2 separate regions of the Mus musculus genome follow, and region 2 is linked to region 1. The links are chromatin loops, found by intact Hi-C in ENCODE. Cell type or tissue: left cerebral cortex. All regions are shown on one strand. Each heading gives the region's core, and the rest is flanking DNA. Links, peaks and the distances in the headings are about the cores only. Region 1 overlaps Tmeff2 (transmembrane protein with EGF-like and two follistatin-like domains 2). Region 2 overlaps Tmeff2 (transmembrane protein with EGF-like and two follistatin-like domains 2).

Region 1 (5,388 bases), core at 130-5,129:
GTAATGTTTCTGTAAAGAACTGCTTAAGATTGAAATTACATCTTCACCAAAATGACTTTCAACCAGTGTTTATCACATGAAAGACTCAAATCTGTCTCTTCCCTGTTTCTTCTTTTGGTGTTTGCCCGCTGTAGTGCTGTGCACGAGAACACATGGTGGCATTTTAGTTTGCAAGCTCAACCCAGCCATTCGTCATTAACTTCCTGCAGTTTTACCGGTGAGATCTGATTGCTCTGAAATGAGTCTGGAATGAGGATGTGGCTATGCTGTCAGCCAGGAATAGTTGTGAGTTATTCCCAAATCCTCGGGATGAAGAAGTTTAAGTAAAAATGTTTGAACATTTTGTCTGAGGCTTTCCCCCCCTTAAATATTAGGCTTTAAAAAGTAAGAAATGGTAAAGAAACCCTGCTTTGAAAAACAAAACAACAAAGTAAGAAAAGTCAGGATAGGATTGGGTGTGCCTGAGTGAGTAAAGAGGGCTTGAGTTTGGATCCTCAGAACCCATCTTAAGATAGATACTGTAGCACACACTTATAATCTTGGGGAGCTAATGGAAAGATAGGAGGCAGAGAAGGAAGAACTCCTAGAAGCTAATTCCCTGGCATTATGCAATGGTAAATCATAAGGTACCCTTCTTTAAACCAGGTGAAGGATAAGGATTAACACACATCCGCACAACTACACATCTACACGTTAACACACAAAGACACACATATACAGGCACATACACATAAGCAGAGACTGGGGTTCACAAATGGTTCCCTCACAGGGACGCACGAGGCCTCTTGTTGGAGGTCTTGGTGGGTCTGAGACTTTTATTGCCATCCTTTCCCTCCAACATGGAGCATACATTTGCACTGCTACAGATCTTCCTTAGTTTAGAGCAGACCCATAAGCGATTTTGAGCATTTACTTGGTATCAGTTGCTGTGATCCCAGCTGGCCACAGAGATCACAACAGGAGGAGTTGTGATATCCATAACATAGTGTCATCAGTGCCAGGCCATCTAGGTGTAAAGTAGACACTGTGAGATCCCGGAGGGCTCAGAGTTATGTCTGGAGGATAGTGATGAAGGGCTTCACAGAGGATCTGATGCTAGACTGAGACAGCAATGGTAGAAAGATTTCCATAGATTTCTGAGGGCTTGTGACAAGAGGCTTCTAAGTCCCTTTCTCCTATTCAAGAGTCCAACTAGCATTGGACTCCTCCCATTCTCCTCCACCTGTTGACCTCTGTATGCTCACTGATTTAGTATCCAATATGTCAAAGCCTGCTTCTCTTCTGAAATTCTTACTTCTTGTTGCCTCTAAATAACTGACATTGCCATATCCTTAATGGACCTTGCCGATTTGAAGAGTCACTTTCTAGCTGTGGATGTGTGGCCTCGGGATACCACAGGTGTACCTATGATGATCTTTAAAATGCATCATTTCCTTTCTTCATAGTGACACCAGCAACAGTTTCTGTTTATTCAGTCCATCCTGCTCTTCTGAGTCCCTTGTCGCCTTTGCTGATGCTTCTCTGCTGAAGCCTCTATTAAATGGACTGAGCATTCATCTGCCATCTCCAATCCCCAGCACAGGGCCTAACATAATTATCATCCCATGTATGAAGAAGCCGCCGGGGATCCTAGGTTTGATTTTATAGCATCATCCTAATACCTACTCATCTGTGGATTGCAGATGATTGCTAACTTGCCTGACCCAGTCATCCTTTGTCTTCTAGAATGATTCCTTTCTGATGCTACTTACTGTTTCAGGCTGCTCTCTCCTTCACCTTCTTTACACGCGGTAACTTAATCCCCAACATGCGTGTTCACTTATCTTTGCAATTTAGTGACAAATACATGAGCACAGATCTTTTAATTAGGGCCCTGGCCTAGTTTTGGTATCTGAAATATGCTTAGTGTATAATTGTCTAGACTGAGTTAAAAATCACAATTCCACAAGCCACAGACTCCACCAAGAAAACAGGACCCAGTTAATCACATATACAGAAGAGACACCGTGGGATACAAGAGGAGAGGAAACAGTCACGCTTATGTAATGTTCTGTGAATGAGTGGGTTCTGCTGCCTTCCCTGCTTCAGAAAGCTCTTTCTCCATCCTTTATTCTATTAGTCTAACTATCAGCCTAGCCATCAACCTGTACCTGCTTTCCCCTACTCCTTAATTTTGATTAAAGAACTAATCAGTGTGTGTGCTAATCACAGTCTGTCCATCCAGAGCTGGTTTTTGTCATGTTTGGGACTGCACACAGACTGATGTCTTTTAGTTATATGTTGCAAAATATTAATAGCATCACCATGTATTTTAATTTAAACATATGACAACTATAACTCTCCTCTAGCTTTTAATATTTCTATTTGTTTTCTCTAAAGTATAGATGTCAGTTACTTATTTACCTCATGTTTTAGAAATCTTAGAAATTCTTTTGAAATCTTAGAATACCACTGCAGTAATAAGACATGTTAAGAATGTTAATTTTGTTATATTGCTTATTTAATGTATATGAGTACACTGTAGCTGTCTTCAGACACACCAGAAGAGGGTGCCAGATCTCATTACAGACAGTTGTGAGCCACCATATGGTTGCTGGGAACTGAACTCAGGACCTCTGGAAGAACGGTCAGTGCTCTCAACCTCTGAGCCATCTCTCCAGCTCCTGGATAATGTTAATGTAACTCCTAGTTGTTTGTGGCCAGGATCTGCTCCTCTTTGTTTTTTGTGCTCTCTCTCTCTCTCTCTCTCTCTCTCTCTCTCTCTCTCTCTCTCTCTTTTCTTCAAAATATTCAGTAATACGTATATATAGCCTAAGTGTTTAGGGGACAATTTTTTTGTTGTTTGTGGATCTCAGCCTTTAGCATGGAAACATCCTGAAAAGGTTCAAAAATCTCTGATAATAATATAGGAAAACGGCTTTACATGTTGTCTGTGAGGACAATGTAAATGTGCTATATATCTATCTGGTTAAATAAAATGAATGAGATAAATTTATCTTGTACTTTGGGACATGATAGAAACAAACTCAGTTTATGGATTTTTTGATAAAGTTCATGGCAACATGCTTAAAGCAGCAGTGAGTTCCTTCCTCTCATTTAGTTTTTCATGGTAGAGTTATTTGCTAATGGTGCTATTCTTTTTATTCTAATTAAAACGTCTGCATTCCTGCTCTTAAGCATGGCTGTACAAAATGTTCCTGCTCTTGGCTTTATCTCAGTAGGCTTTAAAAATATTTTTACTGAATCTTTGAAACTTTCATACAAGATACTTTGATCAGTTTCACCCCCACTTTCCCTTGAACTCCTCTGAGACTTCCCCATCAAATTCCATACAACTCCATTTTGTAAGCGTTTTTTTCAGAGTCCAATTCAGGCTGCCCATATATTCCTGTTGCAGGGCTATCCCCTTGTGACTACCAAAGGGCCACATCCATATAGAAAACAGACTTTCCTTCCCCAAATCCATCAATTAGGGGTAGCTCCTCAATTAGGGGTGGGAACTCGTGAGCCTCTTCCCCTGCAAGCTAGCACACTGACTGGCTTGATTTTATGGTAGTTTTGCACAGGCAGGCTCAGTTCATAGCCCTGTCTCATTCACTGTGCCACTCCCAGACCTCTGGCACTTAGAATCTTTCTGCCTCCATTTCTGTAATGGTAGCCTATGAGCTTTGAAGGCAGTGTGATACAGAGGTACGCTCAGTGGCTGAGCACTTGTCCTTTGGACTTTGACCAGTTGTGAGTTCCTTCATTAACTCATTGCATGGAGATATTTTGTGTCTCTCTACCCATTACGCATAGATAAGTGCAATTCTCAGACCTTGGGAGACTTTTTATATTGCATAATCAAATGAGAGGGTTTTTTGTTTGCTTGTTTGTTTGTTATAGTAAATGGCCACTAGAGAAAAATAGTTTTTAAAAGGCTATTCTGAATTACTTCTAGTCAAAAATGCATTTTAACAAAACTTATAAACCAATGACTTACTAACAAATTCAGAGTCAGTGTCAGCTAAGATCTAAAACTGGGCAACACGCTCACTATTTTAACACTCCGGTGAGGACTGTGCAGATGGCTCTGTGGGCAAGAATACTTTCTGAGCAAGAATGAGATCGAATGCCTAGTACCCAGGAGAAAAGTCTGGCTTGGCTGCATGTGCTTTCAACACCAGTATCACTTGGAAATAGCAAGCCCAAATACATTTTTTTCTTCTGCAAGTTGCCTCGGTAATGGTGCTTTATCACAGCGATGGGAGAGACCTGGCTCAAGGATCATGGGTCCATTTCCTTGGAGGCTACATCTTGCCCTGGCTCCCTCCAGTCTGCTCCCCCCCCCCCCGCCCCTCTGGCCATCTAATCCACCAGAGCTTTCGGATGTGCCATTCTGTAGTCAAGCAGGAACTGAGACCTTAGAAGTGTGAGCTAAAATAAGCCTTTCCTCTATTACTAGGTTTCTTTCATATCTGTCACAGCAAACACAACAACATGAAACAAAACAAAGAGCAAACAAGAGAAACTAGACCCACTGTTTCATATTGTTACATAATATCTTTTACCTTTCTCTTTAAATAAGTCAACTTACAGTTGATTACAATGTAAAATGTAAAACAAGGTAGTAATTTTTGTTTGTATTTTTGGGCAGCTCCTGCTCAACCCCTGGCAAGTTTATAATAGGAAAATCATTTGTTTTCCCATGCTGGAGAAAGTATGTCTTAAATATGAAACTTCAATAAGAACGAATGCAATTTAAAATACACAAGCTTTTTGTACAGAGATGTGATGACTTTGGGCTGGGGAGCTGGCACAGTTGGTAGAATGCTTGCCATGCATGTAGGAAAAGCTGACTGCAGCACTCGCATAAACAATGAGCACCTGTTGCATGTTTCTAAGCCTAGTGCCGGGCAGGTGGAGAATTGGGGGATTTGGTACCTTGCTGACCAGTCAGTCCATCCTGTTGGTGAGTTCCAGAATGCAATGGAGATATTACTTTCCCTATGGCTGTGATAAATTAATCTGACGAAAGCAAGGAAGACATCATGTATTCTGGCTCAAGTTCCAGGCATAGCTCATTACTAGGGGAAAATCAGGGAGTCAGGAACTTGAGGCAGCTGCTCCCATTGTATTCACAGCCAGCGAACGATAAAGAGATACTCACGATCATCTGACTTGCCTATTGAAAAGTCAGTCAAGGATCCAAGCCCAGGGACGTGTTGCCTATGCAGGCAGGGCCTACCTCCCATCTCAGTTGAACTCCTTCACAGCTGGGCCTAAATGCTTCTTTCCTAGCAGATTCTAGATCTTGTCAAGCAACAGTGAGTAATAAGAACTAATGAGAGAACCTGTTTCAACAGTATGGTGCAGCATGATGAAGAAAGGCACTCAAGCTGCTCTCTG
Region 2 (5,388 bases), core at 253-5,252, 140 kb after region 1:
ATAGTTCAAGCAAGGGCTAAGTCACAGAGGGCAGGCACCTGCTCTGGTGGACTTAAACTTAGCTTTTATTATCAGTCAACAGCTAAATTGTTATCCATGTATGCTACGTCTTAGTTGAACCTTAAGTGACCTTTTCATTTCTTCATAACCAATAGTAATTACTTTCGTGTGGTCAAAGAGAGGTCTGTCTCTGAGTTGCAACATCTCAATCATTAGCTATTGGTGGTTATGATTTTTCAAGCTGTAAGCAGTTTGCTTTCTTGTCTACATCTCTAAGGTAAAAATAAATAGTTACAATAGTGTATTAGCTCATGTTTTACAAAACTGCTTCAGTTGTGATATACATTTTTAATATAATAATCTGACTGCACTATGATGAAATGTTCTAGAATGAATGAACTCATAAAAATTCATTGGTAATGCCTGTTCCTCAATTAAGGAAAGTCTGTCTATGAAGCTTAGGAGAATTGCTTGTAATGAGTAGAAAGCTCAATCATGTTTCCCACAATTATTGCAGCTAACACTTGCATTTGGATTGTGCAGACTGTCAATTTAAGCTATCTTCCAAGGACAGGCTCTACTGACCTTCTGTGCATTGGTTCCCTCGAAAAGAAAAAGGTCCTGATTTGTAGGATTCTGTGACTATTTCATTTGGAAAATTTGCAAAGGAATTTGTCCAAATATAACAAGTATTTTGAAGAGTGTTCTTGATCTGAAAGGTTTCACGGTTTCACAGTTTTCTTACATTATGAATATCATGGAAGTGGAAAATGAGGTTACCAGAATTGTAATTATGTACTTGATTGACAGCCCATGGACAAACTTGAGATCTCTGTTCCCCCAGGCTTGCATTTCCTTTGCCTTGTCCTTCTTATACCTCATGCATTAAGGAATTGTGACAATTGCAGAACATCTCTGGGGTCCTTATTACACTGCCTGTGATCTCCCTGCCTAAGCAGAGCTGTGTGGTACATCGTGGATGATCAGATAGGCTTTTCACAAGGCAGTTTACTCTTTGTTAATATTGAAGAACGTTACAGCAAGTGATCTGAGGGAATCTAAATGGCCGAAAGACACATTTAAAATTATATATATATTTTGGTTCCAAGGCCATTGCAGAGTAAAAGCATGGTACAAAATTAATCTAGCCAGTTAGAGAGTGCAAGAAACACAAAGCATCTGCTGGCCGCCTCTGGAAGAAAACAGTGGCGTTTGTCTAGACTTCATGATTCATTTTTGGCATACGTTGTTACTGCTGGAAGCCAAATTATCACAGCCTCATCTAACAGATTACCTCCCAGGAAGATTTTTAAACATGTGTGGCTTTTTAAAAATTGAAACAAGTGTATTTTTAGATTATCTTCTGTGTCTAGGAGGTCCCTAAGATCCAAAACATCTCCATATATATATAAAACCAAAAAGACTGGCAATAATGAACTAGAGACCTGCTTATTTTTCTCCATCTCCCTGCACCACAAGCAAACAATCTTTTGATGCCCATGGCTTCTAAGCCTCTAATTTTGCTTTCAAATCCGGCTCATTGTCTTCTAGAGTTTGCTGAGTTGAAGGGAGCTGGGAACCCCAGAATGGCATCCAGAGGACGCTTTCTCCAGAAGCTCTTCCCAGCCTGGTGAGTGTATTTCAGTTTCACGTCAACATTTATTTTCTTCTGCAACTTAATTTGCACAGAAGCAAGCAGTACTCCTCTGCCTCCAAAAATACGTGTGAGTGGGTGTGTGTACAAGGAGAGGCTAGCAGAGTGAGTGGGGTGGGGGAAGCATTGAGGGAAGCTCAGCTTGTGCCTGTGCTTACCTTCAAACTTCTGTATGAGAATCAGGGCCGTGGAGCTCTTTTGTGAATGGGCTATTAGTGTTGCTATTTCTTAGGCAACAGAGTTCTGAATGTATGAGATTAAGACAGGGAAGAAGTAGAAGCAAGCACTGCATGAAGAGCCTGGGTTTCATTTATGAATTCCATCTCTACTACACCAGTAAACTCTCCTCTGCCTTGAAGCTAAGGGTGAAGGCAGTAAAGGATGCACATACTCCTGCGCAACAGTAAATGCACTAGACTGGAGTATGTCAGAACATCAGCTTCCCACCACAGATGCATGTAATAACAATTCCATTCTGCACTCACAACTATGTACTTTCACATGACTATAAGTTGATTCATCTATTGAACAAGTGATGCAATGAAGGCAAAATGCCACCTAGCCCATCACTAACTGCGTTCAGCTTTTGTTCCCTATGTGGTCTCTGCTGTACTCCCTAATCCAAAAGACTCATCACAGAACAATTCCTTGTAAGTCTCTGATGCCAATATTTTGTTGCCATTCACCTTTTGTGCTGATGTTAGTAAGCCCCACTTGTTTTGTTTATCTTGCATAAATAAAAATATACTATTAAAAATTTAGTTGTGTAAATCTCTTCCAAATGTAAAATCAGTTAACCTATTATATTTTTTAAAAAATACAGACAGGATAGTGAGACATAGACATTATTAATTATAAACTACAAGCTTACATTGACCAGAAAATTAATAGAAACTCTGGTGTAGCAAGTGCCAGACATGTCCTAGAAAATAGGGATCAATGTTGAAATCATCACAGTTCATTTGTCTTAAGTTTTTATTGTGCATCTTGGACAACACATTCAACTACTCCTTCCAACACTGTCCTGTCCAAGACTATTTACAAAGTTTAAGCAACAAACCTATGAAGCAGAGACCCGAGTGTGTGTGTGGTGTCTCCCATAGTGCACAATTAATTATTCCACAGCAGGACACAGAATAGCAATATCTTGCCTTTATGATACATGGACAGTTCTCTGCAACCCACTAAGTTTCCTTCTGGTTTGACTTTATTCCCCAAAGTGTCTCAGACTTAAGGAACTGGTATTGTTCCCTTCAACACAGTCCACTGTCTAAACAGTGCCTCACTGTTTATTTTTACATTGGCTCCTATGAAAATCCCCAGACAGTAAGCAGATGGTGGTGGCAAGAATCTTGTCTCTGTGATTCCCTTGGCAGCTTCTCTTTGTCTTGAGTTCCAGGTCCTCATTAGTCCATACGCTTGTAGAAAAGGCTCACTCCAGCATGTCAGGTTCGCATTTTCGTTCTTTTTAAGGAGATGAGTATTAGATGGGTTACATAGTATTATTTCCTTTGAGTTGGTCTCTTCTAAAGATGATGCAGTACATGGTTTTAATATCAGCATCACTTTGCTAAACTTTTCTGTGATTCCAGTGTCCGGTAACATCCAAAGAGAAACATTAATTTGTTATATTTTCATGATCCTTATAACTACTAAATGTGAATTTATTTAGAAAAATAAAAAATATATTATTGACGTGTAAATTTTAGTATATCCAGATTCACGTCAAGGAACAAATGTGATGTTAAAAGAACTCTGGCAGGCTCATGCTAAGGTGGATTTGTTATTCTCAGGCCTGGGACTCTGACATTAAGTCCTAAGACTTAAGCACTCTTTACTCGTTCCCTCAAGGCTTCCTCTACTCCACACCAAAGAAATAATTTTTTTCCACACACTTTGCCTACATTTAGATCTGCCATCCTTGGGTAATGTCCCGAGAAGCTGCATTATTAGAAGGAAGGTAGATGTCTTATTTCCATGGAGGGCATAAGAAATGTACGCTTTACAAAGGTTAGCCCAGACATTCTCTAACATTCAGCCAAAGGGAGTCTGAATGGAATAAAATGGTAGGTGCTCCCCACGGAATGAAGGTAATTGTTCAGAGCCTTTGTGAACCATATTCTTAAAGAATTAAAAATGGGTTAGGAGGAAGATATTAAGGTCCCATAATCACAAGGAAGAAGGAGCAATCTGGAGAAGGATGAGTTACCCACCAAAGAATAGAGCACTTGTACATAATCAGAAATGAAGCACACCAGGGATCTGCCCATTTTTATTACACAATACTCACTAATCTGTATTGTTTAACTCAGTGCGGGATAAGCATGACAGAAAGTCATGGCAAAGAGCTCATTTTGACATTGTAAATACTAAATCTCACCAACAGACAGGATGACTACTCACAGGTTCTCTGAAAAAATTATAGGAGCATCATTTTCTTTAACTGGCTAAAGTCAGCACTAAATCAAATATTATGCTGTAGGTTATTTTATAGCTAGTATACTATCTTATTGATATTGTATTTAATTGCAATTTGCAATTTACCATCATTTTTAACCTCATGGAAGGTAGTTAAGCAAGAGAAAAACCATGATAGTAGTTAAAACAACAGTATCTTACAGAAGAAATTGGATGTTGCTACAAAAGTCATGAGTGGCCAGAAGGGAGGAGAATTACATTACCAATTGATTGGCTTATCTACTGTTATAAAGCCACAGTATCTATGAACTTCATTAGCACGATGCCCTCACATGGTTGAAGGCCACCTGTTTTATATTATACTCCCCTACATTATATAGATAGCCATCCGTTTTAGCAAAGATTACAGACTGAGCAATTGGAAATTATTTAATCAGGTGAGCCACTTGATCCATTAATGGTATCTGGTTTATGTCAACTAGCAATTGTTATTTGCTTAATACGTACTCATAAGAACAGTTGTAATAACTTCTGGGCCATTAGATTAAAAGGATAAGAAGCACTGAAAATTGTTTTATACTGTCATAAACAAAAATGGCAAAACTTAAATATAATCAAACATTATTTCAGTGTCATAAAGACAAACAGTAATGTCATTGCCCGTTAGAATCCTAGTATTGAGATTTGTGCATGAAGACAATAGCCAACTTCTTGTCTCGTGTCTAAAACTAACAACTGTTAAGTTTAAAATTTTTCATCAAAACTACACAACTTATAGTTAAATATTTAAACTACTATTCTTAGAAATAATACTAAAGTTCAATAATTAGTTTAAATGCCAAAGAGACATACTACCTCTGCTTAAAGAAATATATTTCATAAATAGTAAAAAATGTAGTTTAAAAGAAATGATGTCTTCATGTACTTCTTTATGGTACTAAGGGCCTCATGCATGAATGCAAGCACTCTATACAATTCAATTTTGTGACCAGTCTTTTTGATTTAACTAACTTGAACTTTAATGTTACTTGTAATTTAATCAACATCTTTATATCCAAATTTTATATTTCTTTTTAAAATGAAGAAATTTTCATGAACTTTAGTTAAAATTCTATGAGAGTAACTGAAGCAGAATTTTCATGAACATATAAAATACATATTATGCATTCGAATGTAATTCCAGCTTAAGTAAAATGCAGTAGCTCTTATAATCTAAAAAGAGCTATTTTCATGAAAGATGACAGTAATAAAATCTCTTTGGTTGTATATTTTTTCTGGTGATTGAGACATCATACATTTATATAATGTGCTTTGCT

Evidence for each region. Hi-C counts contacts between places; a loop is a spot of excess contacts. Peaks named below come from ENCODE experiments on the same cell type or tissue, not always from the same donor. Only the 100,000 strongest peaks of a DNase experiment are listed, where the experiment ranks them.
Region 2: a loop joins it to region 1, with 5 times the contacts of the local background. A loop is called at or near these places in 3 of 42 quality-filtered maps.

What each region holds. Positions count from the first base shown.
Region 1 is chr1:51,114,681-51,120,068 of GRCm38, reverse strand. The region is part of intron 5 of Tmeff2 (transmembrane protein with EGF-like and two follistatin-like domains 2); the gene reads right to left. Among named protein-coding and RNA genes, the nearest start is that of Cavin2, 170 kb to the left of the region's middle. In left cerebral cortex, for the core only: a CTCF peak has its summit at 2,532 (motif pointing right); DNase peaks (open chromatin) are centred at 187, 2,038, 4,091 and 5,121; H3K27ac peaks cover 2,047 bases.
Region 2 is chr1:50,977,146-50,982,533 of GRCm38, reverse strand. The region is part of intron 4 of Tmeff2 (transmembrane protein with EGF-like and two follistatin-like domains 2); the gene reads right to left. Among named protein-coding and RNA genes, the nearest start is that of Tmeff2, 52 kb to the right of the region's middle. In left cerebral cortex, for the core only: no CTCF peak of the experiment used is centred there; DNase peaks (open chromatin) are centred at 1,178, 1,728 and 2,986; H3K27ac peaks cover 1,610 bases.